4 separate regions of the Mus musculus genome follow, and regions 2, 3 and 4 are each linked to region 1. The links are chromatin loops, found by intact Hi-C in ENCODE. Cell type or tissue: left cerebral cortex. All regions are shown on one strand.

Region 1 (8,000 bases):
CCTGGCTTCCAGACGGCCAGTCTTCCTGTCCATATGATTCCTACATGGCCCGTGCACTGAGACCTTCTTTCCTATCCTGGCTTTGATCGTAACTGGTTATGAGGGTTTGGACAACTCACTAAATTCCCGTGCATCTAATTCTCTACTCATCAAATGAAAGGTTTGAAGTAGGGGAATTCCCCAAATTTGCTCTCCACATAAAAGCCCCGTGATTACTTCTGTCTCACCTCCATCACCTCTAAAGCACAGAGTGTCCTACCCACATACTGGGAAGTGGTGAAAGTATACAGAGAAGTGCTCAGTAAACCTTAAAGCAATGCAAATGTCAGCTGGCTTCCCTAAGGTTCTTTCTGCAGCTTCCTCTTCAGGCCATGTTTCAGGTTTCACCGTTTGTGCCAAAGGAGACATGCCGTGGCTTCTTGTGGAAATTCCTCAAATCTTGTCTTCTGAAAAAGGGGGCCAAGAGATGGGTGCAGGCAAACGGGGCTGATGCTGATGCCAGTTGGATCTGCAAGTTCTCTGGAAGGAAGTGCACTACTACTCTCACTGCAGAAAGGCGGATGTTTTTCAGTTTCTTGCAAGGGTGAGAACAGTGCTTAAGAGTCAGATCTCAAATGTGGCTTCGTCCAGAGCCCCGAGGTCACCGCCGCAGGATCCTCGGCGGTTTGACTTCCATTTCTGTATTTCTAGGCCATTTACTCGTGTGCCAAACGTAACACCAACCATCTCTCTGTCCTTTTTCTGATTAGTGGATGGCTTCATGCGGTTGTCCAGGCTGGCCTTGGGACACATGGAAGTCCTCTTGCCTCTCTCTGCTAACTGCTGGAATCACAGGTGTGACCGTGCCTGGCATCTGGCGTCACTCTTGCCTGTGGGATGGAGGGAAACTTCATTATCAAAGCTTTGCAACCACAGACAGATCCTCGATTGAGATCGACTCTTATTTTGCCCATACCCCATTGAGTGAGTCCTTCCTTGACACTAGAGGAAAATTTGGTTGTCTCTTGTTCATCATTCCCAGGACTCCTGTGGTGCTATCTAAGTTCTTGGCAGAGCCTCTCAAGGTGTTAGGACTTGAACGAATCCCAGAGAACCCTTGAAGTAGATTATGACTTCTTTTATAGTTTGCCAAGAGCACAGCTGGATTAGTTAGGTGCTTTTCACAGACTGGGCAGCCAATAAATAGCTGCAGATTGATTTGCTCTGCAAGAGTTCTTGGTACCTGGTTACTTTCCTATTTCTAGTGCATTTCTTTCATGTTTATCCTTTTAGAACATTTAGCTGTAACAGCACAGGTTTCCTGGATCCAGTGTGGCTGGAAGGAATGTCGGTGATAGTGTCTGTCATCATCTATAGTCCCAAAGTGGTTTCTTGCAACACATTCCAGGATATCTTGAAGAAAAAGAGTTCTGTGTTTAAATAAATAGAGAGACATTGAGTTTCATAGGCTGGCCACCAAAGTTGCCAAAGAGTTAGGAGTAAAGGAAAATGTAACTTGGTTGAAAGGTGTTCTTTCCAAGACGTGGCCATGAAACAGTTTCTCCCCTACATTTTTTTTTCAGGATGCCTATTAAAGTACTACAAAAATTCATGTACTTCTGAATTTTACTGGTAAAGAAACAAGTCTTGAGGAGAGAGTGGGGTTGTTATAGAGAGAGACTAAGCAGCTGGGACAAGAACATCATTCCTATTTTGTCCAAACTGGTCAACCACATACTAAGGTGTGTTTGGGAATTTCAGGTATCAGGGTGAGGGTGGAGATGGTTAGCAGAAGGGATTTGAATGTTTTATTCTCTACTAGGCCTTTTTCCCCCCCAGGGAGCAATTAGACAATATTTTCCCAGGGGGCAGATTTCCTAAACAGACTCTTTTAAAGGTCCAAGATTCCCTTTTAAAAATGGGAGTTGTTTATTCTTATCTCCTGATTTTGGGATAGTTGCCTTATAAAGCCTGGATGTAGTAGCATGTGCCAAGTGACGCTTTAGATGCTGGCCATGTGAGGAAGTCCCGAGCAAGAGCCGGTGATGACTACTGACTTTTGGGATTCTCTGTGAGCTCGCACAAGGCGTACTTATTACATGGGTATAATATATCTACAAAGCACCTCTCAAGCTCACCATACTAAGGGTGAGTGAGACACGGGGCTTGTGGGACAAGCCAGGACTGGGACTCAGATGAAACAATGCCGGGCAGAATGTCCTCAGTCCCTGCAGACTGGCTGGTGCTCCGCGGAATCAGGTTTCAGAAAATGGATCATACTGGCATGAGACTTGATAAAGACTGAGGGAGGCTGAGAGACTTGGATAAGATGTACCAGGCAGAGAGGCCATCTAGGAGAGACATTTCGAGATGATATGATAAAAGACCTGGCAAGACACAAGGGAGGATGCGGAGCAGTGAGCTGTCCAAGTGGGTTCAGGAGGACGGGTATCCAGGGGTTAGGGTGTGCAGACATAGCCTTGAAGCCTATAAGTCGCACTGTGGGCTCTAGGGTGTCTGCTGAGAAGCAGGCACTCCAGGGAGGCAGTGGGGAGCTTGTGAAGGTGTGTGTGTGTGTGTGTGTGTGTGTGTGTGTGTGTGTGTGAAGAACATTAGATAACACCAGGCAGTAAGAGCCGGGGTAGAAAGGCCCACGTTAGGGGATGGTGGTTGCTATCGAGCAGTTCAGTTCTGAAAAGACCAAGGGAAACATTCTGGTATTGCCATTCAGACTAAAGGTAAACATGGCCAGAGAAAGCAGGTCAGTCACTTTCCAGGTGCACAGGAAGAACATACGGTGCTGCACATTATCTCAGGCGATAACATCCGAGACAAAATGAAGGCTAGAGATGGCAGCCAGAAGGAAACGTCACAGAAGACAGCTAGAGAGGGCTGATTCAATACACAAACCATAGCCATGGTTGAGAAACCCAGCTTTGGAAAGAATGCAAGCACCATAGTGGCCTGGCTGGTTAGCAAAGGGACTTCAGTTTTTGTATCTCTTTATCTGGGAAAAGGGAGCGATTTTTATCTCAAAGGGGTTAGGCTTTTCCTGCGAGAAACTTCCTGAGCACGTGGACACACGGCAGGAGCCACGCGAGAGCAAGGACCAGCGGGCAGAAGTTAAGTAGTGGTTGCAGATTCTCCCAGACGCCCAGAAATAGTGGGGACCTCAGGAAATCCACAACCGCCCTAGAATTGGGCTGAGACGCCCTGTAGAGAGGACTGGCCGGTCTGGTCCACGAGCCGCGCCCCAGCCCCCAGCCCCCAGCCCGGCACAGCCCTCCGCCCGCTTTCACAACCCGGCCCTCTGCACTTAACCCCCACTCTGGCTGGTGGCCGAGCGGGTCCCAAGCCCAGCGCGCATGCGCCGACGGCGCCCCGCCCCCCTGAGCCCCGCCCCTATTTCCACGTCTCACTTCCCCTAGCTCTGCCTCGCCGCCTCGGCTGCAGCTCGGCCGCCACGATTGGCTGCGGGACGTCCTCCTCTCGGCCAATAGACGCCACGCCGTCGCCCCCGTGTTACTGGGTAGAACAAAACAAAAACAAACAGAGCGAGCGGGGCCAGAGGCGCTCCGAGGCAGCGGCGGCGGAGGCTGAGGAACGGGGTCGGGGCCCGGCGGACCGGAGACCCGGGCGAGCGGCGGCGGCCCGAGGGGGTCAGTACTGTGGGCGCGGCTCGCACGCTCGGGCGGGCGGCGTCCTCGTCCCTTAGGCCCGGGTCGGCGGAGGCTGCCGCACGTTGGGAGGGGGAGGGGGCGTGGAGGCCTCGCCGCGGGGGTCGGGACGCTCGGTCCCTGTCCACGCTGGCCCTGGAGCCCTCCGGCCACCGGCGCTCGCCCAACGCCCGGGGCTGCGGGGAGCTGCCGGTGCTCGCTCTCCGAGGCCGGGTCGGTCGGGCCGGGGAGCTGCAGCACGGGCCCGCCCCCTCCTCCGCAGCCCCATCCCCGGCGGCCGGGCGTGCGTGGCTGCGTGCGCTCGCGGTGAGAGGAGCCTCCGGGCGCCCGGTCCGACGCAGTTGGACGCGGGGGACGGGACGGTAGGAGAGGGGTGTCGTCCGGACGGAGATCCGGTGAGGGGTCGGTGCCCCGAACCGAGGCCTGGTCCGCCTCGGCCGGCCCTGCCCGCTGCCGGAGGGTTGGGGTCCTGCGGGACAGGCGTCGGTCGGTGCGGGCACGGGGCGGGGACAGCTGCCCTCCCGGCCCTGTGCCAACTCCTCCTTGCAGTCTCCTGTACAGGGTCCCTTAAAAAAAGTACAATACAACCTAGAGAAAACAAAGCCGAGAAGGGAGCCCCCTCTCTGTGAACGCATGCTGTGTCTGCTGCCCGTGGCTGTCCGCTACTGTAATGTACGTAGAGGGCGTGCTTTTTGGTTTTTGGTTTTGGTTTTTTGTTTTTGCTTTCCCTGAACAGCCTCAGAACTGCAGATGTAGGTCTCGCCTATCTTCCCCGAGCCCCTCCTTGGGAACTGGCTCTGTAAACCAGCCTCTGTAGTCGACTACCTGCTATGAATGATTCAAAATGCGGCTCCGGGCCTGGGTGAGGGGTGGGTGTGAGGCCTACGAGCTGCGTTTAAGACATTTTGATAGCTTCACAGCTGTAATACTCTTGATTTAAGAGTTTGAAATTTTAGGGGAAGGCCCTAGCATATATATTCGTGCTCGTATTTATATCCATAATATGCGTGCGATATCTATCTATATATCTATATCTATCTCGTGGTAAGAGTAGAGGAAAATAAAATACTTGTTACGGCTGCAAAAATAAATGTACATGGTTGCTCTCAGTAGTGGTTGCTTTTGCGTTATTGTTGTAGAGTGCTCTTAGCAGAATGCAAGTTGCTAATTAATGTGACTGCATCCCAGGGAAGAATTAAGGTCATTTTCTAGTTAACATGTGGTCTAAACTTGACTTCCAAAATGTCAAAGTAATTTATCGGGCATTTAGGAAATGCACTGGATAACAGTTAATTTCAGCTTAATCGTTTTTAGCTGTATACATAGCTTCCCCTTACCCCATGGGAAATGATTTTGTATAGATTAGTGTGGAGCAAATGGAATTTAGATTTTTTTGTTGTTGTTGTTGCTGTTGTTTTGCCTAAGGTTGAGGTAAGTATTTTAAGGATCGTTAAATTAAAAGAAAAAAAAAAGCCCACTGAAGAGAGTGTCACATACTGTCCTTTAGAACAGCTGTGAAGCTATGGGTGTGTCTGCGTCTTGACTGCTTGATCCAGTTGTTATGGTCTGGAGATAGAACTATTTTTTGGTTGTTATAATTAATAAAACATCATATCATGTGATAGTTATTTCCTGATAGCTGTTTTCAGTATCATATCTTTAGTGATTGGAAAGCAGTTTTAACAGTTGGTGTACAAGTCCACGTTGTTAAAAGCTGCTTTTTGTTAACCCTAAGAAGGACTTCCTTGTAAGGCACTCTAAGCTCATGTACTGAATGTACAGCGTCTGGGTTCTCGTGGTCGTTCACCCAGTGTGAACAACCTTGCAGAGAACATCCTTTCCTTCTAAACCTCTTGAGTTGTGTGCAAAGGGAATACGTGAAGCTCATGAAATAATGCTTACACAATTAGTTCACTGTGAATGTCAAAGGGCTTGATAAGCACTACTTATATTTCCCCCATTATTAGACAGATGCTGCAGAAAATATTTCCTCAGAGACTATACTTGCATCTAGAATGAAAATCACACTTCACAGTGTTAAATTCAAATCACATCAGAGCTGACAGACTTTCTCTAGCATGTAATTCATGCACACACTGAAGGAAAGCAGGACATGGCCTTTTCAGCCATGGAAGGTAGCAAAAATTTCCATTTCCAAACTACACTTGGTCTTATATTTGTATGACTCTCTGTGTATCTATTTTAAAATTCATTTTTCTAGATCCTAAGTTGTTTAAAATGAAGTAAGCAGCCATGTAGACTTGCATGTTAGTTAATTCTGAGTAGAATTAGAGAATGCTTTTTACCATGTTCTCTTGGGCAGGATGATAACATCTTGATGTAGCCTAACAGTTACGACATGAATTCAACATCAGGTGCTATTCTTGTTTCACAAGTTAATATCCTTTTAGAGAAAAACGATATAGAGCTAAAGGGTCTTACGCGTGTCATCTAAGTTCTATCACCTGTCTGCTCTCCACCACAGCACACAAGGGCCGCTTGTGGAGGTGTTAAACTCCTGCCGATCCTTGCTTGTGCTGCCTCTAGTGCTGGATTACAGATGTGGTTTTACCACGTCTGCCTTTTATTTGTTCTTAAAGTAGGTTGAGTGTTTTTTTAAATGAAAATTTTAGATTATAGAAGCGACATGCTGAATATAAATCACATAAGAGAAAGGGTTACTTAAAAAACGTCTTCCTGTTTCAGCGCCTCATAAAAAGTGTAGTGGGCGGGGTAATGACCCTACAGCTGCTGCTGCGGTCAGAAAAGATCAGTACATGAAATATTCTTGATTAGTCAAAACTGCTGTTTTTATTTTGGAGTAAATTTTAGATTTTGTTAGAGAGTTACCCAATACTTATGTCCCTGTATGTGGATGTAAAGTTAACTTTAAGACTGTATTAAATGTGGGCTGGAAAGAGGAACATGTGTTAAGAGTGCATAATGTTCTTCCAGAGGACCTGAGTTTGGTTCCCAGCATTCTCATTTGTTAACTCACAGCTCCCTGTGAGTCCAGCTCTGGGGGATCTAGTGCCTACTTCTACTCTGCACAGCTACCTAAACACAGTGTGGCTTGCAAGCACTTGAGAGCATACACACACATACACCACACACATCACACACACCACACACACACACACACCATACACACACCACACACACCATGCACACACACACACACCACATACACACATACCACACACACACACACACACCACACACACATACACACACCATACACCACACACACACCATACACCACACACACAAACATGCCACACACACACCCCACACCACACACACCACACACACACACACACACACACACACACCACAACCACACACACACCATACACCACACACACAACACACACACACCACAACCACACACACACCATACACCACACACACACCACACACACACATACACACACACACATACACACACCACCACACACACACCACACACACACATACACACACACTACAACCACACACACACACACCAACCACACACACACCATACACCACACACACACACATACACACACACACACACACACACACATCCAGACACACCCCCCCCCACACCCACACACCCACAGGTGGGGGGAGTCTTAAGAGATTTGGTGTGTATGTTTAAGTTAAAAGCTATGTGTGTTACAAACATTTCTTTAAACCTTACATTTAAGGGATTCATTGGCACATGCTGAAATCTGATGCATTTTTATCTCAATCTTTTTCTTCCTTCTCTTTGTCTCAGAAAAGCTCTTGGAGAAGTTTGGAGCTAAGTATTAATTTGATTAACTTTGAAAGCATAGCAAATTCCTAAAAAGGGACTTAGGCTTTTTTTTTTTTTTCATTTTATTCAAGTAAGTTGACTTTAATTGTGTCAGTTTAGAAGCCGTTGAACCTTTTTCATTTCTTTTTTTTTTTAAATAGATCCTCAAGGAAGACTTGCATTTAGTAAGTTGTGTATAATCAGTGCAAGCGAAATTAAGGAAAAATGGATATAGAAAATGAGCAGACACTGAATGTGAACCCCACTGGTGAGTAGTGTCCTAACCCCTGCCTTGTGACCAAACTTGAAACTATTCCATATTTTATGTGGGGAAAATGAGAGTAAAACGTTTAAAGTACTTTTTTAGCCATGCATAAGGTATCCTAGCTCTGCAAAAAGGCAGCAGAAACTCGTAAAAGATCTTCAAAAGACAGGGAAAGATGTCTAGTGAAGTTGGAATATTTGCATTTAAAAGTATTGAGTGTGGTGCGCTTAGCAGGGACAGTGTGCATGATGCTACGGTACACAGTAAGAACTTGTACACTTTATTCTGAGGTCATGTG
Region 2 (8,000 bases), 50 kb before region 1:
TGTCTTCAGACACTCCAGAAGAGGGCGTCAGATCTTGTTACAGATGGTTGTGAGCCGCCATGTGGTTGCTGGGATTTGAACTCCGGACCTTCGGAAGAGCAGTCGGGTGCTCTTACACACTGAGCCATCTCACCAGCCCCCAAAATGTTTTTTCTGTCAGTGTGAGTGAGCATGTTTCTTTCTGAGCCTCAGTTCCCGAAGCAGTGGCCTCCCCTCCGCTGTGAGGGAGTCGGGGGAGGAGCGTGCGGATCTCTCTACTTCTCTCTGTGTCCCCTCTTCTGCCTCTGCCTACTCTTAGTCTTGTTTGGTCTGTTCTTCCCCTGTAAGGCTGGAGCTGAGGAACAGGAAGGCATGGTGGGCATACAGCAGGAAGGGACAGAGTCCTGTGATCCAGAAAACACAAGGACAAAGAAGGTGAGTTTGCACCCCCATCTTGGTGGTGGTGTCATATATTAGCATCAGAGACTCTGTCACCGGGTCGGTTTTGCCTGACAGCGGCCGTATGGGATGTGTTCGTGTCTTCACAAGCACTTGTACCAATGGCCCCAGTGCTCTCTGGAGAAACAGCTCTGTGGAAGTCTTTCGATGTCTCCTCTGGGGAGATCTTTAGCTGCACGCCCGGGCTCCGCCCCCCTCTCCTGCAACTTGGCTGTGCTGCTAAAAGAAAACATATGCCCAAGAAAGACTCAGACTTCAGAGCCAGGCTCCCAAAATAGGCAGGTCCCTTAGTGGGTCCACGACACAAGCAGTCAACTTGAAGCCCTGACCTCAGCAGGCCCAAGACCCTGAGATTAATGAGACATACTCTGTGTGTTTTAGAAAGATTATTTGTACTTAGTTAAAAATCAAAATCCAGTTACTGTCCTCCTGGGCTGGGCTTCCACGGGCAAACGAAATGTCCTTGGATGATCGCCAGCTTCATGCCTTTCCGGTCAGGGGACACTAATCTTCCGAATCTGTGTGCCAAGCCCTAGGGCTGCTGGGAACACCAAGGGAAAAATACCGGAGGCAGAGTGTGGGCGGAAGTTGCACCTTTGCTGAGAGAGGGAGTCTGGAGGAAGTTTGTGAGTGGATTCTCTCCAGCCACCTTTAGTGACGTCCATTTGTAATGTATCCATTCATTCAGAGATAGTCACAAATAGCTACTATATAGCAAAGTTAAGGATTCTTTGTGTCATTCAAAACGTGGCAAATCAAGCAGCAAGGGCTTGTTGTGAAGCCTGTGCCACTTGGGGGGCGACTGAATAAGTGAGGCTTGAGGGGCTCACATCCCCTAAGAACCCAAGGAGCAGGAGAAGCGCTCAAGGTCTTTCCGACATGAAGGCTCCTATAGCCAATGCGTATGGCTGACGTTTGAGTATTCTAAGCCACCATATGACACCTGTTCTACATCCTCATACAGGGACAAGACTGTGACAGTGGGAGTGAACCCGAGGGGGACAACTGGTACCCCACCAACATGGAGGAGTTGGTCACAGTGGACGAAGTAGGCGAGGAAGATTTCATCATGGAACCAGACTTACCAGAGCTGGAAGAAATTGTGCCTATTGACCAGAAAGACAAAACCCTCCCTAAAATATGTACCTGTGTAACGGCCACCTTAGGTTTGGACTTGGCCAAAGATTTCACCAAGCAGGGAGAGACCCTAGGGAACGGAGACGCAGAACTCAGCCTGAAGCTGCCCGGACAAGTGCCGTCTACTTCCGCAAGCTGTCCCAATGACACGGACCTGGAGATGCCTGGCCTAAATCTGGATGCTGAGCGGAAGCCAGCTGAAAGCGAGACAGGCCTCTCACTGGAGGTCTCAAATTGCTACGAGAAGGAGGCAAGAGGAGAGGAGGACTCAGATGTGAGTCTGGCCCCTGCAGTGCAGCAAATGTCCTCCCCCCAGCCAGCAGATGAGCGGGCCCGGCAGTCCAGCCCTTTTCTCGATGACTGCAAGGCCAGGGGGTCCCCAGAAGATGGGTCTCATGAAGCCAGCCCCCTGGAAGGAAAAGCCAGCCCACCTACTGAAAGCGACCTCCAAAGCCAGGCTTGCCGAGGTGTGTTGGCTGAGGGTGGCTACCTTCCTCTCCCTCATGGGTGGTAGGGTGGACTGGACCACCGCGTCCCTCAGGACATGTGGGTATGTGCAGGCTGGAACAGATAGATGGGAGTTACTTAAGGCCAAGACAGAAAGTTAAGTACTAATAGAAGCAAGCCTCCGAAGGCCTGGCTAGAATGTTAAAGCAAATAGTGTAGAAGAAATCCAGCAGGCGCCCCCTGTGTTCCGGGAATAACCTCGACTTGATTTCTCTGCACTGTGGGGTCCCACCTAGGCATGGGCAACTAAGATCAGGTTGAGTTTTTACTACAAAAAAGCTTGGGTTCTTTTTGATGGTCTGCCACCCTTTCCTGAATGGTGGAAACCCTTGGCAATTATTTCTGCGATGCGGGGGCGAGGGGGGAAGGAGAGATGCGGCGGGAGGGGGGGGGAGGTACGGAACGGGGTGGTGGAGAGAGAATGACACACGGGGAGGGAGATGGCTTTGTAAAGGGCTTGCTTCCCTTCTAACTATCTCAGACCCACTTTTCTCCAGGGTCTGATAGTGGAGCAGGACTTATCCCAGAAACACCCTACTGGAGGTGAGGTTGTGTCTATGCTCAGGGCTGTGACATCATGAACTAAGGAGCCTAAAATGGGCTAAGCCATGGCCTTTCTGCCAGATGGAAACAGATCCATCCAGGGTGTGTGTGTGTGTGTGTGTGTGTGTGTGTGTGTGTGTGTGTGTGTAAGGGGGTGGGGTGGAGAGTAGAGGGTGGGTGAGTATTTCTTAAGACTCTTTAACAGTGAAAATAAACTAGAGATTTATTTTACAGAAAGTTCTCAGCATCACCAAGGCTGAAGTAAAACTAGTAGAGCAGAAAATATAGAGGAAAGGCCAGAAAATAAACATTCCAACCCAGAGCCTTGTGTCAGCACAAGCTGGTGGGTGGCCCGAGGCTTGGGCTTTCTTCCATGTCAAGTTGACCTGAGCAGTCTTTCACCTGCCGGGATCAGAGTCTCCATGGAAACCTCCTTGATCAGCCTGCTTGTTGCTAGAGCAACAGAGGCCCAGCCCATCTCCAGCAGGCATAAATAAAACGCACTGGCATTTTCACTGGCTCTGACGGAGCCTCTTTTATTTTGTGATATGGGTCTGAGCCAGTGCTAGTCTCCAGGGTTTATTAACTTTCCCAGTATTTGGAGCCTCACATTTAACAGTGCTGCTTCACGAGCGTGGGGTAAACGCGGCGTGGCCTCTTTGGCCACCCTTAGCAGATGTCGGCGTGGCCTCTTTGGCCACCCTTAGCAGATGTCAGCATAATTTCCGCCCTTCAAGGATCCTCCGGCTGGTAGAGATGGAGTGATCCTGATTTTGGGGGTAATGGAGGGCGGACCATCCAAGTGAAGGCATTAACAATCCATCCTTGTGTGCCAAGTACAAAGATGTGCCAAGTTTTATTGTGTGTGGCATTTTTTTGGCAATGGAAAAATGCTCTTAATTATAGCACTTTGGTTCTAATTAGCGGTCCTACCCCCAGCACCATGTGATTAAGCAGTCCAAGGGACAATTCCCAATCACACAGCACACTGGGCAGGATTACAGGGACTCTTTGAGACCCAGAGTGGTGTGTGTGTGTATGTGTGTGTGTGTGTGTGTGTGTGTATATCTCCAATCCCCCATCCCACGGGCTCATGTTTTGCAGAAAACCCCAGGTACATGGAAGTGAAATCTCTGAACGTGAGATCGCCAGAATTCACCGAAGCGGAGCTGAAAGAGCCCCTTTCTTTGCCTTCCTGGGAACCGGAGGTGTTCAGTGAACTTAGCATTCCTCTAGGTAGGTGAAGTCCACAGCCCTTCCTGGATTTCAGCTCCAGGAAGTGGCAGTTCTAAAGCAGTGTGGAGAAGCTCAAGAGGGCCTTTGCCAGTGTGTTGTCTTGGCTTTTGTGTTGTCTTTGCTTTCAAAGGTATGATGCAGAAGCCCAGATCTGCAAGATGGTAAAGGTGCTTGTGGTTTCAGGCACTGGGGTAGATCTGATACCTAGGTGACCAAGCTGTGGACAGCACAGCATTAAGATTTTACTAGAAAAGACCTTTCCCTGTCAGGGAGTGCTTGCTTCTTGACTGTGTAGAGACTTTAAGCCCAGGCCTTGTTCAGGCAGGAAAGCAGAAGTCCAGCTACTTCCAAACCATCAACTAAAATGAACGCCCTCTCTGCTCTCTTCCCTCGTGTCCTTGTCTCAGAACAGTTCTCCGTGACTTTTCTCCTTGATAGATCTGCTTTTCTGAGTCTCCGAGAGCCACTGAATAGACTGAAGTTGACAGAGGGTACAGGGAAGAGACCCAGGCCCTTGTCCATCTAGTCATGGATGTTCTTGTGTCTTCAGACAAGTCTTGCCTTCCTGAGCCTCAGTCTCCTCATCAATAGCAGGGGTTGAAGCAGTAGGTGGGTTTTCAATTATGGAAGTGTCAGGGTGGTGTATTAGCAAGAACCTCCTGGACCAAGATCTGTGAGCTCTGCATTGACTCTGAAAGATTGGGGGCTAAAGGGGTAAAAGAGGATCAGCTAGCTGTTCAGAGGGGACACTTGGGAAAGTGTCACAAGGAAGCATGACAAACTGATGACATGTCATCATCCAGGGAAGACCCACCAGTGTAGGCTTGTTCTTTCCAGCCTTGTTTCCATTACTTTTCTTGGATTTCTTTACTCTCAGTATGCCATTTTATAGAATTAGATTTGAGAAATGACAAATCTTGTTCTTAAAGAATTGCTGCATAGTATCTCTCAAACAAAATTTACATGTGTGTATGTGTATGTGGTGTGCATGTGTATGTGTGTATATGTGTGTATGTGTGTGAGTATGTATGTTTATGTGTGCGTGTGTGTATGTATGTGTGTGTATGTGTGTATATGTGTGTATGTGTGTATGTATATGTGTGTGTATGTAGGTGTGTGTGTATATATATATATGTATGTGTGCATGCATGTGTGGCACGTACACATGAGTGTGGGTAGGCATGTGTACTGGTGCATGTGATATGGAGTCCGGAGGACTATCAGATGGACCCTCCTCTATCTTTCCCACCTTATGTCCTTGAGTCAGGCACTTACGGCTTGACTGGCAAGTCATGTCCTGGGATCTGCCCCTCTCTGCCCTCCAATGCTGATGTTTCAGGAGTGTGCTGCTATGCCTGACTTTTTATAAGAGTGTCAGGGATTAGAACTCAGGTCGGCATGCCCTCCCAATGCAAACAATGTCTAAAGATGACAGACAGACCTTAGGGTGAATCCCGGTGCTCTCAGGCTCTCTAACTCTGCACTCGGAAGTTGCAGAACCTGCCTTTCAGAGACCTCAGCTCAGCCATTAGCAAACACTCACTGGATCACGTGGTGCTCTCCCTACACCCTGAGGGAACTGAGAGTCTAGAAAGTCTCAAGCCAGAACTTGGAATCAAGTGACACAGCAGAAATAAAGAGTGCTTCCTTTTAAGACATGTCTTTCCATTATTGTGCTTTACTGTATAAGGTTTATTATAGCAAAATTTTAAAAAGGACCAAATAAAAAAGTCAATATTGATGGCCTTAATTGTCTCTCCAGCCCCAGAGGTGGCCACCACCATGTTCTCAGATGATTTCCCTCCCATACACGTTGCTTTGCGTGTTTTTTCCAGTGGTAGGTCTAGGTCGTGGGAATCACTTCATGTCATATACAGAGAGCACGCTCTTTTGGAATCACTCCACCCGAAAATCTGCCCCTACAGTTGCTGATCCTGCACTGCAGAGTACTTGGGTAGTTTCCTGTTTGTCTGTTTCTCCATTATGAACCTGTGGTGACAGCTTAGCTCTTTATCTGTCGTCTCTGCCCCGTGTTTGCTTTGTATGCGTTATTTGAGCACCCCCCACACACTGAGGAGACGGGTGATGCTTTAAACCCCCGCTTTACAGGTAAGACATCCGGGATGCAGTAACAAACCTCCTGATCTGGGAGGGCTGATGCAGGGATTCCAATTCTAGGGCTGTGTCTTAGTCTCTGTGTTCTGCTGCAGCCCACAGGTGTGCTTTGGTTCACTTCACGCACATGCCAGGGGGATGCCATGGGATGCTAGCCAAGCATGGGTGCATTGTGGGGCCATATACATTTGCATTGAAAAGGTTATAATTGCTACTAAATTACACTCCAAAGAGAGGATCACAGCTCTCAGTGCCAACTCCAGGGAGAATTCCCGTCCTCTATCTCGTTGCCAACTCCAGATAGCAGTTTTTAATCTTTGTCAAGCTGTTAGGAGGAAAACGGTATCTGATTTTGTTTTTGTAAAGGGCCAGATTAGGGTATAATTAGCGTACAATAAAGGTCACATATGTAAAGAGTGTGGTTTGGTCAGTTTTGACATAGGCGTGCATTTGTGCTGCTTTATGGATTTGGATATACCACATTTCTGTTTGCCTACCTGGTGATGGGCATTGGAGATGTTTCTAGCTTGGACCATTATGCATCATCTTCATTTAGCGTAGAAAGCTGATAGCTTATTGCTGTCTACTTTCGCAAACCCTCCAGGACGGGATGCTGCTGTTTTCTGTGTTTGACAAGTGCACAGACTAAAGATCCTTCCTCAGGATCGTACGGCAAGTTCTGGAACTTGGGATGTCTGATGGCACAGGAAAAGAAAGGCCATTTCTGTGCTGAAGAGCACGGGTATCCTTGGGTTCAAATCCCATCTCTGCTGCTCGGTGGCTGGACGACAAATAGCAACGTATTTAACCTTTTCGCTTTGAGCTGTTTGTCTCTGGGAACCTGGCGGAAAGAATCCTCGGTGTCGACTAATTTTGAGGAGGAAATGATTGCAAGGTCTCAGAGCTTTTCCAGTAGCAGAAGTTTAGGAAGGGCTGGCAGGTTGTTTGGAATTATTCTTCACCGAGGTCCACCCTGCTTCTTCTCACTGGGGCTGCAAACCCTTTATACCACAGAACTGGTCACTACTGCAGAGAGACTTCGAGAAACATGAGAGACAACATTCAGGCCCCTGTGGCAAACACAGAGGTGAAATACAGGCTGTCAAGGACAGGGCCCCCCATTGGGAGAATCGAGAGGTCAGACTGGGGGTGTTCGTGGCTGGAGAAGGGCTTTGCCTGTGTGATTCAGGCCAGCACTCTGACTCCAGCCAGCATGAGCCTGCCAAGGCCTGCTCTTACTATAACCAAATAGCATCGCTGGCAAAAAAGTGAGCTTCCCCCTCTCCAACGCTGGCTTTACTAGGGTGACGGAGTCATAATTACCCATGCCAGGAGCTATTATTAGGAGGCAAACGCAGCTTTAATGACAGTACTTAATAAAACCTGAAGAAACGGAGGGCTCCTGATCTCACCATGGCTACGGGAGTGATCCTCCGTGCTGCCATTTTTCTGGTCCTTACATTTCAGGCTCGCTGAGAGCATGGTAGCAGGCGCTGTGGTGCCCTCCCCACCCCTGGGCTGTACTGTGGCCTATCTAAGAATCCTCCTGTCTCCACTCAGCTCTCTCTAATGCTCTCTTTTGATTACTGATATTGACCTAACCCACTGGGCAGGGCCTGGGAAGAAAGTTACTGCCCAACCATGGAAATGGTTCTCTGGGCAGCCTTGGGAAAGGAAGGCTGGAGGGTGGGTGGGTGGGTGAAGGCCAATGCTCGGATGTTTGGATTCTGTGTTCCTAAATTAATGTTTTCCCGAGCACCGGGTGAGGTGACAGGTGCTCCCTCATAGCACCACGTGGCAGTAGTGCAGAAGAGAAAACACAGTGCAGAGCAGGTCACCAGCACCTCTGAGGTCACGACATAACTAAGTGTAGAGGGCCTGTGTGGCCCTAAGTGCCATTGCACATCACTACTGTGGCTTCTGAGCTGCTTGGCTTTACTTTTGTTGGTGTGGTGGGAAACTTTACTCAATGGCTGAGAGCTCGTACACAACCATGTATTTGGTAGCTGTAACCCTCTGGTTGA
Region 3 (8,000 bases), 96 kb before region 1:
TCACATGGCAGCTCACAACTGTCTGTAACTCCAGTTCCAGGGGACCTGAGACCCTCATACAGACATACATACAAGCAACGCACCAATGTATATAAAATAAAAATAAGTAAATAACTATAAAAGGGGGGTTAGAAATAGTTTGAGGGGAGAGAAATTTATTTCAGCTTGCAGCTTTAGAAGCTTCCAGTAATCCTGGTTCACGACATTGTTTTTTGGGGACCTCACCAGGCAAAGGTTCATGGTAGGGAGAGCATGCTGGAACAGAGCTGTTCCTTCATGGAGCCAGAGTACAATATAGATTGGGGCAGGACACCCTTCAGACCCACGTTTCCAGTGACCCCTTCCTTCAGCCAGACCTCATCTCCCAACAACCCTCTTAAATGAGAACTGAGCCAATAAATAGATTAATCAGTTGATGAGGTTAGCACCCTTGTGATCCAATCACCCACCAACAGAGCGACCAGCAGGGACCATACCCACAGGAGTTCCCTTACGGGCAAATGTCTGGCACAAAGCCAGCTCAGTGCTGCAAAAGTCATGTCCTGTATTGAAGGTGTCACAGTCATTGGAAACTGCACAGACCCCAAGACTGCTTCTGCTGCTCATCTGTGTGGAACATCTCTGTGGCCAGAGCTGGATCCCTGCCCCTGAAAAAGAGTCCCTCAGACCACACTCCACCTTGTGGGGGCCTCTCCTCCAAAACCTCACTTTTACCCTGGCTTTGTGGTCATGCTGTGCTCTTATCTAAGGATGGAGGAGTATTCTGTTTTCAGAACCTTCTAGAAACAAAGTCTTTGACTGGTGGATGCTCATACCAAGGTTATGCCCAGGGTCCCCCTGCAACAATTTCCTGGCTCTCGCCTTTCCACAGAAGATACTGGTGGGATCCAGAGAACCCTGGTCAGTGTGGGCCTTGGAGAAGAGCAGAGAGAGTTAAATGCAGATCATTTAAACAGACTGTGGTCTTTTAGAGGTGTTGTTGAGGTAGGGTCTTGCTGTGGAGCCCAAGGTGAGTTCTGACTCACTTGTCTTAGTCACCCGAACTTTGGGATAACAGGATGTCACCACAGCCAGTTTGTAACATGAATGGTTTTTGGTTTTATGGTTTTGTTTTTATTTATGTGCGTGTATGGTGTGTGTGTGTGTGTGTGTGTGTGTGTGTGTGTGTGTGTGCACAGAGACCAGATCTTCTAGTCTTCTGTCACTGGAATCTTGAGCTGCCTGCTTGAGTGCTGGGAACTGAACTGCAGTCTTTTGCAAAAGCAGAAAGCACTCTTAACCGCTGAACCATTTCTCCAGACCAACATTCTTATTTTTATTAAACAAATTAAGGAACTATGATGGGAGACTCCGGAGTATACAGCCAGGCACAGTGGGCTCAGGGAGCCCCTGGAATCTTCCATTGCTGCCTTTGCCCCATCTCGAAGTCACTGCCCTCTGGGCTGGCTTTATTCTTAATCAGCCTCTCTTTGGGTGATGGCTTAACAGCTAGCTTAGCAGCCGGGCATGACAGTGAATCTCTGTCCTGACATCATCAACAAAATATCATTGAGTGTCCCTGCAATCACTGGGACCAAGGCAATGTGATGCTGTGACCACCCCAGCCTGAGATATTGCCTGGACACAGTGACTTCTGTCACCGATAAAAAAAAAAAAAAAAAAAAATCAATCCCAAAGGTGGAAATGTTAAGCAACAGTCCCCTAATCTCTTAACAGGTAGATGGCAACCTGGGTCCCTGACCACAGGTGACCCTCCCTCTATCAGTCACACACTGCGGATGTGTCTCCACACCTGTCACTGGGTCAAACCCAGGACCTTGTAAGCCTTTGTTCAGACTTGAGGGGAAGCCCTTGGGTTGTTCTTTTCTTTCATTGGTTAAATTTCTTGCAAAGGGCAGTGTGAATCTGTCCTGCGTGAGCTTCCTCAGTCAGAGCACACCACACCCTTCCTGTGATCTCAGGGAAGTCTCTTTCCCCATGTTCCCCCCCCCCCCCTTTTGATTTCTTCTTTATCTTTCTCCACTTTTATGTATCCACATCTGGAAGCTTTGCATAGCTCACACCAGATGCCAGTCGACACAGGCTAAAAGATTAAAGTTCTGAAGGAATATCTGGTCCTTTGAAAGACTGTGTCAGACAGAGCAGGGTCCTGTGTGTGTCGTTAACGTCTTACTTTTAGAGCAGGATGAAGATTTTTATCATCCCAATCCTTGCCTCCCTTGCAGGTCTCTGTTTATAGCCCTGGTTAACCTAGAAAATCTATGTAGATCAGGCTGGCCTCAAACTTTTAATGACCTCCTTCTACCTACCTTCTTGGTAGTAGAATTATGGGCATGTGTCTCGATGGCCAGATGCAACCCATTTCTTCTGGCCAAAGGCTACTGTATCATCGCATCTTGGGACAATTAGTTGGGACAACAGGCACACTCTCCTGACGGGAACAATAGGTTGCACATCCTTTCTCAAGGCAGGTTTTCTTCCACATCTCTACATCCCAACAAAATAAGGGTTATTAGTTTGTCTTTCTCTAATACTTTAGTTTGAAAACTCTTCAGGGAAACACTGGTTTAATTTTTTTCTCTAAGCACACTACTAGAGTTTTAAAGCTAATTATACACTGCAAATTCTTTGTAGCAATTAATGGCTCAGAGACATAACCTCAGCCTGGGGGCACTGGAGCCCTCCCAAGCTTCTTGGTAAATCAGAGCCTGTGCAGTCAGCTGCTGCATCTGTGAGGGGATCAGGCTCAGGGGAGGGCGTCTGACAGACATTGCCACTCCCGGTCCAAAGCATGTGCGCTACTGTGTTGTTTTCCCTACTGCCCAGCCTCGAATCTGCTGGGGATGGCTGCAAACAGTGCAGCTGTTCCTGGTATAGGCAAGAAGATGTGGACTGAATCCTGAGCCACGCGCTTTCTAGACAGGGACGTTCTTGAGGTCATTGCCTCTGGAGAATCAGGACAGCCAGAACAATGCACAGAGACACTGTCGCAAAGACAGATGGACGGATTGACAGACAGGAAGGAAGGACATCCTTCAATTTCCCCGGTTCTTGGTGGGAGGCTTGCAAGTGTTGCATGTGGAATGTACTCAGTGAACTCAGTGTGCGTGAACATAACCTTTCAAGCTGAGGTGGATAGGTAATCCTCCCAGGCCTGGGAAGCTGAGGTGATGAGGTGGATAGGTAATCATCCCAGGCCTGGGAAGCTGAGGTGGATAGGTAATCCTCCCAGGCCTGGGAAGCTGAGGTGGTGAGGTGGATAGGTAATCCTCCCAGGCCTGGGAAGCTGAGGTGGATAGGTAATCCTCCCAGGCCTGGGAAGCTGAGGTGATGAGGTGGATAGGTAATCCTCCCAGGCCTGGGAAGCTGAGGTGGTGAGGTGGATAGGTAATCCTCCCAGGCCTGGGAAGCTGAGGTGGATAGGTAATCCTCCCAGGCCTGGGAAGCTGAGGTGGTGAGGTGGATAGGTAATCCTCCCAGGCCTGGGAAGCTGAGGTGGTGAGGTGGATAGGTAATCCTCCCAGGCCTGGGAAGCTGAGGTGACCAGAAGTTTCCATGAGGTTTCATCAGCAGCCACCTGTGTGCCGTAGGACAAGTTAACTTTTCAGTGTTGTAATAAGGGATTGAATGGACCCTAAAAGCGTGCAATTCTATGTTTTTTCTGTTTGCCACTGCTGTGAGTGAAAAAAACTAGCTGGCTTTGCAGAGTCCTCTGGTGACCTTGTTTTGTGGCGTATATAACCTTAGCTTCCCAGGCTCTTGGGTGTCTGTGCTACCCAGACTTCTAGCAAGATCACTTCCTGCCCACAACATGCAGGCCCACCTCAGCTCTCTAAACAGACTCACCCTCAGTATCGATGTCTTGGGGAAACTGTATTCATTTCCTGTTACCACTGTAACAAATCACCACAAATCTGATAGTGTGTAGCATCATAGATGAGTGAGATTCTAAGATCCCTCTCAGTAGGTCTGTAGTGGAACTGTTAGGAAGAATGCCTCTGCCTCTGCCCTGGCTCTTCAGGAACATTCTTTCCCTTTCTGTTTTGAATTTCTAGAGGCTTCCTGTACTGTCTTGGCTCATAGTCTCTTCCTCCACTTGCACAGACATCAGCGCATCATCTTCCCTTTCTGTGATGAGTGTTTCCATCTCTCTGACTTTCCCCCTCATCGTTCTTGTGGTCACACAGAGCTCACCTCGGCAATGTCAAGGTGATCTTCTCTTAGCTCAAGATCCTTAATTGAATCACTGCTGTAAAGTCCTCTTTACCACGTACGGGGACACTTACAGGTGCATGCATGTCTGTACACTATGTGTGCTGCACTCACGGAGGCCAGAAGGTGGCCTTGAACTCCCCCCCACCCACCCCCCGGAACTGGAGTTACAGTTAGTTGGTAGCTGCCATGTGGGAACCTGGGAGCTGGTCCTCTGGAAGAACAGCCAGTGCTCCTTAGTGCTGAACCATCTCTCCAGCCTCTATCCATTCAGTTACTAAACCTAGACTTGGGGAGAAGCATACTGAATCTCCCACGCTGAGGTTGGGCGGTGAGTGACTATACCCAGGTGTGCAACGGCACTGGGAGGCTGTAGACTTAGAAGCCCCATCTTGAAGTACTCAGGCACTGTACTCACATAAAGCGCATTCGTCTCCCAGCCGCCGCCGGGCTCTGAGAAGCCACAGCCATTTAAGGTCTTCATTGCTTAGCTCCTGGCGGTTGCCACAGCCACCAAGCTGCTGGGAAATGCAAGATTCTCCAAGACACACCGCTTTCTTTGGGGAGGGGGTGTGTGTGTGCTTGAGTCTTTACATAAATGAGAAAGCCTAACATTGTCATCTTCATTTGGCTGTGGAACGTGTTTGTATTTGGATTGGAGTGTGGGTGTGCCTCGTGTTCTGGGGACTCTCTTAAAACAGCAGTAAACCTTGAAATAGACGCTCCTAGAATACTGTGTGGCCTCCTTCCTCCCTCCCTTCTCCCCTCCCTTGTCCCCTCCCTCCCTCCCTTGTCCCCTCCCTCCCTCCTCCCCCTCCCTCTCATTCTCCTTCGTTTCCTTCCTTTTTTTTTCTTTTGTCTTTTGAGACAGAAGTCTTATCATACCCAGTCTATCTTCAAACTCAACACTAGCCTTGAGTCATCTGATCCCCCTGTCTCTATCTTTCCAGCTCTGGGATCACAGGCGTGTATCACCACCAAGCCTGGCTAAGTTATTAACTCTTGCAGGCTAAGTATTTTACGACTTTTATTTTCTTAGATAGAACAGTTAGTCTTTTTTTTTCTCACCTAAGATTTTGGTTTAAAAGGGATATATTCTGTGTGGATGATTTGTGTGAAATCACTTCTGTGCAAGTTTGAATAAAGCTGGGGACAGTAAGAATTTGTAAGATTAAAGCAGAAACAGAAGGGGACCCGCTCCTGGGTCTGGTTGTGCCAGGTCTGAATGGTGAGGTTCTGATCTTCGTGTGTGCCTGGTCTGAACAATGAGGTTCGGGTCTAGTTACGGGCTGGGTATGAACAGCGAGGTTCTATAGTCGTATCCACATCTGACTCGCTGCCACACTGCATGGCTGCTTTTCCTTGTTGGGGAGATGGCTCTTCTTTAGATAACCTTTCAACACCCAGGAGGAAAACCTCTAGCAAGGACTTGCTCCAGCCCAGAACCAAAGGTTAAAAAACACAGCTGCCTTCTCTGGGGAAAACAAAACCAACTTTGTGCTCCTTTGGTCATAAGAAACACATTGGCACCTCCTTAACACCTTGTCAGTAAGGACAATCTGTGTAGTGGCCAAGCCTGGGGGTGGAGCTGCCCTGTTGGGTTTGCCTTCTAAAGCTTTGCTACCTGACAGTACACAAGGCATAATCATTCATCAGTCGGGACCCTCCCTCCTTTCTTGTTAGCCCCTCCCCACTCTGTTACAGCCATGATGGTGCCATACCACACAAGGGCTCATGAAGCTGAGATGCCCCCAGCGCAACTCCCCAGAGTGCACAAGGCCATCCCTCCTCCTTCCCCATATCTTAAAAGGCAGCAGGCGCGCCTCAGAGTGCAGCTTGCATGCTGCCTGGGTATCTCTCTTCAGGAACTTGTAGAAAGTTTTTGATTCCTCACACAAGAGGGAAAGAACAAAGGCTTGGTTTTTTTTAAATCTGACTTGGCAGTGTGTTTTGTTCTTGTTCTTGAGCGTGGGTGTGCCTCATGTTCTGGGATCTCACTTCAAACCAAACAAGCCAGCAGCCCAGGAGGATATGTGCCGGAGGGAGGAGGAGGGCTGCGAGGCTCCTACTGTACCTGCCAGGTTGGGGTTCGAGTCTTATAGGCTCATCCACTTTACTTAATGGCAGTGAGTGTTAGAGCTCTAGGTTCCTGCTCTACAAAGTTGAGATGAAAATGACCTATCCTGCGTGGCCCTTGACCTGTGTGACTTTTGAAGTTCCAAAAAGCTCACACTGGTCCCAGGAGCCTTACTGGAGGAGATGGTCCTACCCAGTTACCTTCTCCAAGCATGAGCCCCCTTCCCTTAAAGGAGCTCCAGGGAGGGAGGTGCGGTGTGCCCACACCCTTGTTTGTCTCTCTCTCACCCCAACCCTCTCCAACCCTCTCTGCCTGCTGTGGCCCTCCCCGCCCCCACTCAGCTTATCAGCTCTGAGTTTTTATCGCACAGGGCCTGGGACAGTGGAGACAGATGTGTCCCAGCTGTGCATTCCCTCCCAGCGCCTGCTTTATAAGGAGATTGGCTGTGCAGCCTGGCTGGTCCATCAGTCCAGACTTCAGATTTCACTGGCGCGTTCAGGTGCCCTGGGATTCCATTTCACCAGCATCCCGAACACATTTCTTGGTTACACCCACTCCCCGCAAGGGGAACCTTAAGACACAGAAAATATGGCTTAGCCAAAAGCCTCGACTGTGGAAACCGCTTATAGCAGATTCACCAGGAAAGCCTGTCTCATTTATAGACAGTCCAGTCTCTGTTTGCCCAGAAACACAATACAGTCAACGGACAAGGCCACAGAGCGATGTGGCAGACCGGCTCCTCCCATTTCTCCTAAGATTCTGTGAAAGTTGACTGGCACTTACTACCTCGAATTTAGATTTTGTTTTTCACTTATAGGGTTTTTGGTTGCTGTGTATACTACTGATATGTAAAAGCTGTTTTACTGTTTTTGGATTTAAAATGAGGACTAGGATGAAAATATGTGCCATAAATATACACACAGTTTATTCTGGCATACTTTTCAAAGCAAGGAGCATATGGACTTTCTCATGCCACTAAAATGATGGGGTGAGGAGTTAGCATGCTGGGCTGGTTTTTATGGTTCAGGACACAATCTCTACAAATTATTATTATTATTATTATTATTATTATTATTATTATTATTAATTATTGGGACAGGCATGCATTTGCATGTGTCATAGTATTCTTATGGAAGTCAGAGGACAGTCTGTGAGAGTCAGTTCTCTCCTTCCACTATGTGGGAGCTAAGGAACCAATCTCAGAGAGTCAGGATTAGTGGCAGATTCTGTGGAGGTTTGGTCCATTGCTATGTACTGAAATGCTCAATTCTGTACTGGCAGGTCTAAGCCTATGAGTGAATTCTCACATTTACCAGCTCTTGTTGTGCAAATCTTGCTCCTTAATTTGGAACTATTGGTTAATAAAGATGACAACAGCCTTTAGCTGTGGAGAAGAGAGGTGAGTGGTGCTTGGGTGCTCACCCCGTCCCCGGCTGGGGTCTGAAGCAGAGACCACAAGGAGAGCAGAGAGGAGAAGACTCCTTGGGGTAGGTTAATCATGAGAACACGGCCATAAGGGATGGTGAATTGGGGTTCTGGGGCCCTGGTAGAAGATGGCAAGTTATATCATGGAGTTATTAACAAAGAATTAGAAATAGCATACAGGAAGCCGGGCGTGGTGGCACATGCCTTTAATCCCAGCACTCGGGAGGCAGAGGCAGGCAGATCTCTGAGTTCGAGGCCAGTTTGGTCTACAAAGTGAGTTTCAGGA
Region 4 (8,000 bases), 140 kb before region 1:
GCCCCAACATAACCAGATGTTTGTTGAGAGGCTGCTCCCCTGAGAAGGGTGCAGAAGGAGTCCTGCTTTCTGTGCTGAAACGATCCTTGACAGTCACAGCAAGCTAGAATCGCCCCGGGGTGAAGGATTCTTCTGCCTTGGGCGTGGGGATGAGGAGGGAGGGATGTTTGGATGGAATAAGGTCAACTACACGCCCATTAAGCTCTGCTCATCCTGTGGAGTCTTTCCTATAGGATGCACGTCCAGGGCTTCTGCTGAGTTTAGCCAGAGCTAGATCCTAGGAAGTGAGTGGGTTGTGACAAGAGAGGTATTTCCCTTCCTTGGGGTTGCATCTCTGGCAGTGACTAAACATGACACAGGGCTCTTGTCTGTTTGCTTCCTCATGTGTGTAATACATTCCCTGGAGTAAATTTCTCCTGTACTAAGAGAATCTGGCCTGCTTTCTCTTCCTTCCACTGGATCCTGGCTAATGTACCCCCTAGCCACCATGTTCCCAGGGCAGTTACTTCTGTATTCTAACTTTTTACCCACTTTGTTGTTAGGATGGATGTGCCTCTGGTTCCTCCAACAGCCAGGACCATCCCAAGGGTCATCACAACCAATTCAATGTCAAATCATCAGTGCATACTGAAAGCATAACAAAGTAAAAACAAAATTCTAGGCCTTTAGGCCCAGGCTTGGGAATGTGGTCTTTGTGAAGGTATGCTAATCATAAAACAGATAGCGACATTCCTCCCCGCACCTGCTTCCTGGGTTCAAAGACTGCTCATTCAAAGAAAGTCACCCTGACCATTGCAGGAACCCGCTATGCAAATGTGCTATTGTTAGGGGCTCTTAGAAACTGTCTTGAGAAATAACCCTCACAATTACCAGGTATTCCTCGTGACTCTTGTAACTTTGCACTTCCTTGTGACTCTTAACTGGTATTTTTGGTATTTTCCAACAACGCCCTTCCCACCTCCTTGAGTTGTGGTTTCTTCCTTTAAATACCCCCTTATCCAGCTACTCGGGGCGCCATGGTACTCTACCCCTGTGTGGTGTATGACCATGGGCCCAAGAGCGCTCTTAAATAAAAAATCCTCTTGCAGTTTGCAGCAAGACCGTTTCTTGTGGGTGATTTTGGGGTGTCGCCTCTCCTGAGTCAGAACGTGGGGGAGTCCTCACGTTGTGGGTCTTTCACATACCTTATCCCCTTTCAACATGTTCAGTGATGGACTGATGGATGAAGGATGATAATGTAACTCATCCGGAGAGCAAAGTCAGAGCTTACAACTGTCAGTGTTTACAAAGTAGCCAAGAGTTGCCAAGCCTCAACTCGGAGAGGGGTTCTGAGGGAGGGGTGTCTGGGAGCAGGAAACAAACAGCTCAAAGTCAAATCATGGTGAAGGTGGCGTCCTATGCTCTGTTTGCCACAGCTTTCCAGTCTCTGCTTTCTCTCTGTTTTACTTTCTTTCTCTCTGATCTCCTTTCTCTGGAGATCTCCAGACAGCTCTCTCTCTCTCTCTCTCTCTCTCTCTCTCTCTCTCTCTCTCTCTCTCTCTCTCTCCCTCCGTCCCTCTCTCTCTCTCTCTCTCTCTCTCTCTCTCTCTCTCTCTCTCTCTCTGTTCTGCTGGAGACAGTTCAATTCTCTGGATAGCTCATCTCTTACAGTCTTCTATTTTACATATCAATCCAGTCATTTACTCCAGGTTTCCTTTTGATTATCCTATGATTCAGCATCCGTTGACCCTTGCCCCTTAATCCTTAGGAAACAGCAAGCACACATTTTCTTTTAACATTGAAAAAAAAAATCAGAGATCTGCCTGCCTCTGTAAAGCAAAGACAATAAGCTAGCTGGGTCGGACCCTGTCCCGAAATTACTATTTCTACCACACCTGGATTTATCTAAATTGGCTTGGTCCCAGGCTGACCTTGAACTCAGGAATCTGCCTTCCTTTGAATATTATGATGGGTTTTGTATCTTTCTGACAAGTTGGCTCACAAAGCAGCTGCCTTTGTTCCTTTAGATCCATGAAACCCCTCATAATTCATATTGCATCCTTATATTTTGCATAGTTGAGAAATTATATAATTTTGAACCCATGTTTTAGAGTTCTTTCCCACAGCCTTAAGGGTTGTCCTGAAAGGTCCCAGCATTTAACCTTTTGCTGAGATATTAGCCACACCTTCACATCCAAGAACCATGCTCTCTCTGGTTATCATGGAGTCAGTAATGTTAACAGGGAGGACATTCCTTGAAGGAGGAATGTAAAATATGTACCTTATTGTATAAACAAGCTCTATAGTCCCCCCCCCCCCCCCCGCCCCGCAGCCATTGACTTACTGGTCCTGCCCCAAGGGCAGGAAACATGTCATTCTGTCCCCACTAAGGCCTTAAGGCCTTGCCTCCCTGGTAAAGAGTCACCATGGGGTAAAGTCGATTCCGCCTTGCTTTTAACTTCAGTATAAAATAGTGACAATGAGTCTTTTCTTTCTTCTTCTTTTTCTTTTGAGACAGGGTTTCTCTGTACAGCCCTGGCTGTCCTGGAACTCACTTTGTAGACCAGGCTGGCCTCGAACTCAGAAATCCGCCTGCCTCTGCCTCCCGAGTGCTGGGATTAAAGATGTGCGCAACCACCGCCCAGCTCTGATAATGAGTCTTAAGTGTGTAATCCAACATACAGGCTTTCCATCTTAAATTGGAGGGTGTGTATCAGCTCTAGGCTGCTGCATTCTGAGTTATCCCACAACTCAGTGGTTTAAAACAATGCATTATTTCTCCTGATTCCATGGGCTATAGCTTGAGTAGGTTTCACATGGCCTTGAATAGGCTCACTATTGCCATGTTGGGGAGCAGTTAGCCGGGGTGGAGGGTTGGGGGGCTGCTTATGTCGATGTCTATAGTCTTAGAAGCAGCTGAGACTGAAGGAGCCCCCTTCTCTCTTACTCTCAGAGGCTAGCCTGGGCTTGCTCCAAGACAGCATTGTATGAAGTTGGAGGGGGTTGGGGTGGTCCGCGGCTGAAGCTGAAGGCATGGACGTTAGCTTTATTTTTGTGTCTTCCTTCTCTTCTCTTCTCTTCTCTTCTCTTCTCTTCTCTTCTCTTCTCTTCTCTTCTCTCTCTCTCTCTCTCTCTCTCTCTTCTTTCTTTCTTTCTTTCTTTCTTTCTTTCTTTCTTTCTTTCTTTCTTTCTTTCTTTCTTTCTTCCTTTAACAGATCTTGCCTGAGTTTATTTGTAAGAACAGCATAGGACACTGGTCATCTGCAAATAGTGTGTGGGGAGGTGTGTCACAACAGTCCGTCTGTCTTCACACTGGCAGGAGCCTTTTCTATGGGGCCTTCACAGGGCACCTTTGGGGGTCTGGGCTGGAGTTGAAGCCTGGGCCTTAGCTGGAGCTTTGGCCCCTGCCTTGGTTTGAACCTTAGACTTCGGTTGGCAGAGCCTCTGACCCTTGGCCATGTAGCTTTGAATCCGCCTCCCAAGCTTAGGGTGAGCGATGAAAGCCAGCCACTTGAGTTTAGGGCCTTTTGGCATCTTGGGCTTGATGGCCTGAGGCTTCACCAGGGCCTTGATGGCCTCTGCGCACGCATTCACTGCCTTTGCATTGCTGGCCTGCATCTTCTCCAGGCCTTTCTTGTTGTGCTTCTTGGCAAAGTACATGTTGCCCAGGAACTCGGGGTCAACCTCCTAAGAGATTCGTATCTTTGTGACCAGGGTTTCTTGATGCCATTTCTGTGCCATTTGCGGGACTGGTTGTGTGTGGTGTGGTTCTTGGACTTGGCCGTGTCTGCACGGTAACCCGCGGCTCCTGCAGCGCCTGGGACCGGAAGAACGTGTCTTCCTTTTCAAAACCCAAGTGGGATGCAGGTCCAGATCAAAGCTGGGGAATGTAGATTCCCCTCTTATGGGAAGAGCTTCGAAGCACTTATATTTAACCTTCCAGGCAACCATTACTGTCATTACAAACATTCCCTAGAGCAGCATTCAGTACAGGTGTGTTGAAGTACCACCTCCGCCATAAATTTAAAGGGTGACTCAACTCCTGGAGGTCGAATGGACAGCTGTCTCTGCTTTACTTAATTTTTGTTTTGACCACCAGATGGAGGCATTGTTCAATGTGCCTTGCATCATTCAAGAACAGCACCAAATTCCACCCTCAAACACCCTGAAAGCCATGCAAATCCTGGGTCTCTACCTGGCTGCCTTCTTGTTTTCAGAAAGGAAGAGGCTTGTTGCTCTCTCCCAGGCGCAGCACTGCCTCTCTCCTCCCTCTGGGTGATTCTCCCATCCACCTCTTTAGGTCTTCCTCTTTAGGCCAACTGAAGATGGGCCCGTTTGGCTTCCCTAGGAAATGCCGGAGACCCTCCTCCTTTCCCGCCCACTCCTGCACGAAGTGCTTGCTGGTTCTCCTCCACATTCATTTTGAGCTGGTTTTGTTTATCTTGCACCCTGAACCCACAAGCCAGAAGAAGGGGTGGTTGCACTTCCAAACCCTGAGTGTCTCTAAAGCTCTCTCCTGCTGTGTCTGGTGGCTTGTGGGCTGGAAAAGGGACAAATGTCTCACTCAAGCTCAGACCTCCAGCTTGCAAGTCAAGCATGCCTCTTTTTCAACTTGGTAAGCAAATATTAGGCCTAGGGGAGCAGGGAGGTCTGTGATGTGAAATAGCTATCTTTTTCTCCCATCATTGTAAATAACTTAGAATAACCAAACCTCAGGATTTTTACCTTTTCTTCTAATTGCTAAGACCACTCTTTCCCACCTATATTTATGGTAACATTTGGAAAAGGAATAAATGTTGTTCCTTAAAACAAACAAACAAACAAACAAAAAAACCAAAAAATGGGGTTGAGAGATGGCTCAGTGGTTAAGAACACTTGCTGCTCTTGCTGAGGATCTGTGTTCGGTTCCCAGCACCCACATGATGTGCACAACTATCCATAAGTGCAGCTCTGGGGATCTGATGCCCTTTTCTGGACTCCGAGGGCACTAGATAAGCACGTGGGCACATAAAATAAGATATAAGTAAAATAAGGTTACCACCTTATTATGGTACCTTAAAGACACACACACACACACACATACACACACAGAGAGAGACAGAGACAGAGAGAGAATGAGAGAGAGAGAGAGAGAGAGAGGTGTCATGTGATTTTGCTACAACTATCCCACTGAGTTGGGAACAAAGATTCATTGTAATAAAGCAAGCACTATTGGGCTCACTCATGACCTGAACATTGAAATTATAGCTATTGATTTTATTACTGTGGTATAAATAACTCTACACCATGTTGTCTTTATGACCTGTGCAAGTCTTAGAAACAATAGTGTGTGCACAAAGTAAAGATATCTGATTAAGTCCTAGAGTTTAGTCTACGGTATGTTGTCAATGACAATTTCTTTGTCTCACTGATCTGATGACAGAAATTCTCTCTTACTTAGGAGCTTTCATTCTGAGGCTCCATGGATGCCTAGAACCACTGGCTAATTCTGAGCTCTCATCATGTACATTTTCCTATACATACATACACACATACATGTATATATACTTATGATAAGGTTTTACTTATTTATTATTATTATTATTATTATTATTATTATTATTATTATTATTATTATTATTTGGTATTTCAAGACAGAGTTTTCTCTGTATAGCCCTGGCTGTCCTGGAACTCACTCTGTAGACCAGGCTGGCCTCGAACTCAGAAATCCTCCTGCCTCTGCCTCCCAAGTGCTGGGATTAAAGGTGTGGGCCACCATTGCCCAGCTGATAAAGTTTTACTTAACACATAAGAGATCAATAATAAGTAGAAACAAAATGAAACAGTTATAAAATAAACTATTGAAATTGCCAGCTTCATTAGTCTTGAGTCTTGGGGCATTACTAAGTAAAACAGGCAAACAGTGTGGTAGTCCAGGAGTTGATCTGGCAGTCAAGACTACTAGGCACCTAAGGCAGGAAGTCTATACTGTGTGGAGATGCTGGGTAAAGGATGGTTCACATTGGCGCAGGGCACAGGAGGGTAGCAGGGCATTTCATCATGCCACTCAGAGGTACACATTCAGGTACAGATTCAAAACTAATACAATGTTTCCTCCTGGAGTTTCCCACTTGATGCTTTCAGACCAGAGTTGTGAGGGTTAGCATTCACTATCTTAGAATCACCTGGGAGTTGGACCTTTTGGGCATACTGTGGGGAACTTTCCTGATGGTATTAACTGAGGGAGGAAGACCCATCCTAGGTGTGGGTGGAGCCATTCTCTGGATGTGAGACCTTGGACTATAAGATAAGAAAGTAGCCTCAGCAGCAGCATTCGCTCATCTCATTGTTTCTCGGCTGATGCAGCATGGCCGGTGGCTTCGAGCCGCCTCTGCCTTCCCTTCTCCCAAGAGGCTGTTCTGTGATCTGTGAGAGAAATAAACTTCTAGTTAGGATATATTATCGCCTTAAAACAAATAGAAACTAACCCAAGAGTTGATCGGAGGTAACTAAAGAAGACCACAGAAGGTAATGCCACAGGAGGTAGAGGACCCTCTGCATAAGAGCCACCAGGAAACTGAATGTTAAGGGCAAGTCCCCTTGGTACTGTTCTGGAAAGTTCTGGAGCATCTGTATTTATTTTTGAATAGAAAGTGAGACTTCTTGAAAATGGTCTCTGACTGGCTGTGCATCAACAGGGAGAAGAGAGTTAAGTATTAGTTGAGAAGAAAAATAAACAAACAAATAAAAACCAAAAAAACCCAATTCACACAAAACATCCTTTTCCCCTGTGGTTGGTCTGTCAGCGGCCCTGGCTTCTCAGGCCGCTTCAGATCCTGCTGTCCCCCTGGGCCATGGTGGTGCAGAAACCAGTGCCTAAGGTGAAGAGGTACATGGGGGTGCCCCTTTCCCCCTGGACACAGAGCTCTTTCTGTCCCAGTGTTCAGTCCTCTGCCCTTAAGGGAGCACTTTCATCCTGGGAAGCTTCATGGGAAAGCATTTTTGTTCCTTCCTGTAGATAGGACAACTCACTCCTGGGGGTCAGGGGTCACGGGCTCGCCTGAGGCCTCCACAAAATGATAGGTGGAAGGATAGAGGGAAGGATATTATTTTTACCTTTAACCAAAACTTCATTAGCGTGTGTAATTGTTCTAAATAATAGGCTTCATTATATTTTCATTTGGAGAAGTGTGTAATGTGTGCTTTCATCATATTTACCTCCCTCAACTCCCAGCTGATGGCCGCCCTCTTCTTCTCTACACAGGACTGTTGGTTTTGTTTTTTTTTTTTTTTTTTTTTTTTTTGTTTTTGGAGACAGAGTCTCTCTGTATAGTCATGGTTGCCCTGGAACTCACTCTGTAGACCAGGCTGGCCTTGAACTCAGAAATCCGCCTGCCTCTGCCTCCCAAGTGCTGGGATTAAAGGCATGTGCCACCACTGCCTGGCTTCTTGTTGGTTCTTGAATACACCAAGAAAAGCAACTTTTGCGGGAGAAGCAGCACTCATTTTACCTTTACCTGTTTAAACTCTTTAAGCTGTAATCTCACATGCTCACATTTTCCAACCTGACCTTCTAAAACACCGCTCTGAACATTTTCAATGGTGTGCAGTGGCTGAGGCAGAGAGATGAAATGTTCCCTTGTGAGTGTTGGAGAAAGTGGAGCCAGCTTTGTTTTTCCATCAGAGAGCGGACAATGGGGAGCAGGGAATTAGTGGTTCTGAGGTCTGAAGGCATTTCCTGAGATTGATCCACCAACAGGAGACTCTGCTATGTTTTGCCAACCAAGAGCGTGAGAAGTTTTCAGCTGCAAGGCAAGTCAAAGCTGAAAAACATGAGTGTTCCTTGTGTCAGGCGGGTTGGTATTACCTGGGGGTGGGGGTGGGGACTCTGAAGGCTTAGCCAGTGGTGGTGCTTAAAACAGCAGGCACCCAGCAGCCGAAGAGTGACCACAGACAGCAAGTCTTCTGTGTGCCAAGACCATCTCTAAGAAGGAAGGTTGCCAAGGACCAGCTCACTCAGAGGCAACGTCAGGAAGGATGTG

What was found. Peaks named below come from ENCODE experiments on the same cell type or tissue, not always from the same donor. Only the 100,000 strongest peaks of a DNase experiment are listed, where the experiment ranks them.
Region 2: a loop joins it to region 1, with 3.0 times the contacts of the local background. A loop is called at or near these places in 14 of 42 quality-filtered maps.
Region 3: it touches region 1 in a loop (6-fold over the local background); 6 of 42 quality-filtered maps call a loop at or near these places.
Region 4: a loop joins it to region 1, with 4 times the contacts of the local background. A loop is called at or near these places in 13 of 42 quality-filtered maps.

The regions. Positions count from the first base shown.
Region 1 is chr19:53,899,851-53,907,850 of GRCm38, forward strand. It overlaps Gm30990, which reads right to left and starts at 4,754. Exons shown (of 8, transcript XM_030251154.1): 1 at 4,733-4,754; 2 at 1-4,222. The coding sequence starts at 4,754. The coding sequence ends at 3,021. Pdcd4 (programmed cell death 4) reads left to right here and starts at 3,501. Exons shown (of 12, transcript NM_001168491.1): 1 at 3,501-3,638; 2 at 7,599-7,705. The coding sequence starts at 7,663. In left cerebral cortex, CTCF peaks have their summits at 4,277 and 6,220; DNase peaks (open chromatin) are centred at 3,081, 3,465, 3,966, 4,327 and 1 more place; H3K4me3 peaks cover 3,628 bases; H3K27ac peaks cover 2,455 bases.
Region 2 is chr19:53,849,775-53,857,774 of GRCm38, forward strand. It overlaps Rbm20 (RNA binding motif protein 20), which reads left to right. Exons shown (of 14, transcript NM_001170847.1): 10 at 328-414; 11 at 1,403-2,042; 12 at 3,730-3,861. Gm41863 (a long non-coding RNA gene) reads right to left here. Exons shown (of 2, transcript XR_877918.3): 2 at 5,524-7,013. Among named protein-coding and RNA genes, the nearest start is that of Gm41863, 6.6 kb to the right of the region's middle. In left cerebral cortex, a CTCF peak has its summit at 5,827; DNase peaks (open chromatin) are centred at 257, 628, 987, 3,093 and 2 more places; H3K4me3 peaks cover 218 bases; H3K27ac peaks cover 4,089 bases.
Region 3 is chr19:53,803,577-53,811,576 of GRCm38, forward strand. All of the region lies in intron 1 of Rbm20 (RNA binding motif protein 20), which reads left to right. Among named protein-coding and RNA genes, the nearest start is that of Gm16299, 18 kb to the right of the region's middle. In left cerebral cortex, no CTCF peak of the experiment used is centred here; DNase peaks (open chromatin) are centred at 3,874, 4,057, 4,761, 6,174 and 1 more place; H3K27ac peaks cover 3,078 bases.
Region 4 is chr19:53,764,567-53,772,566 of GRCm38, forward strand. All of the region lies in intron 1 of Rbm20 (RNA binding motif protein 20), which reads left to right. It overlaps Gm30890 (a long non-coding RNA gene), which reads right to left. Exons shown (of 2, transcript XR_877920.2): 2 at 5,799-6,384. Among named protein-coding and RNA genes, the nearest start is that of Gm30943, 14 kb to the left of the region's middle. In left cerebral cortex, a CTCF peak has its summit at 4,075 (motif pointing right); a DNase peak (open chromatin) is centred at 4,086.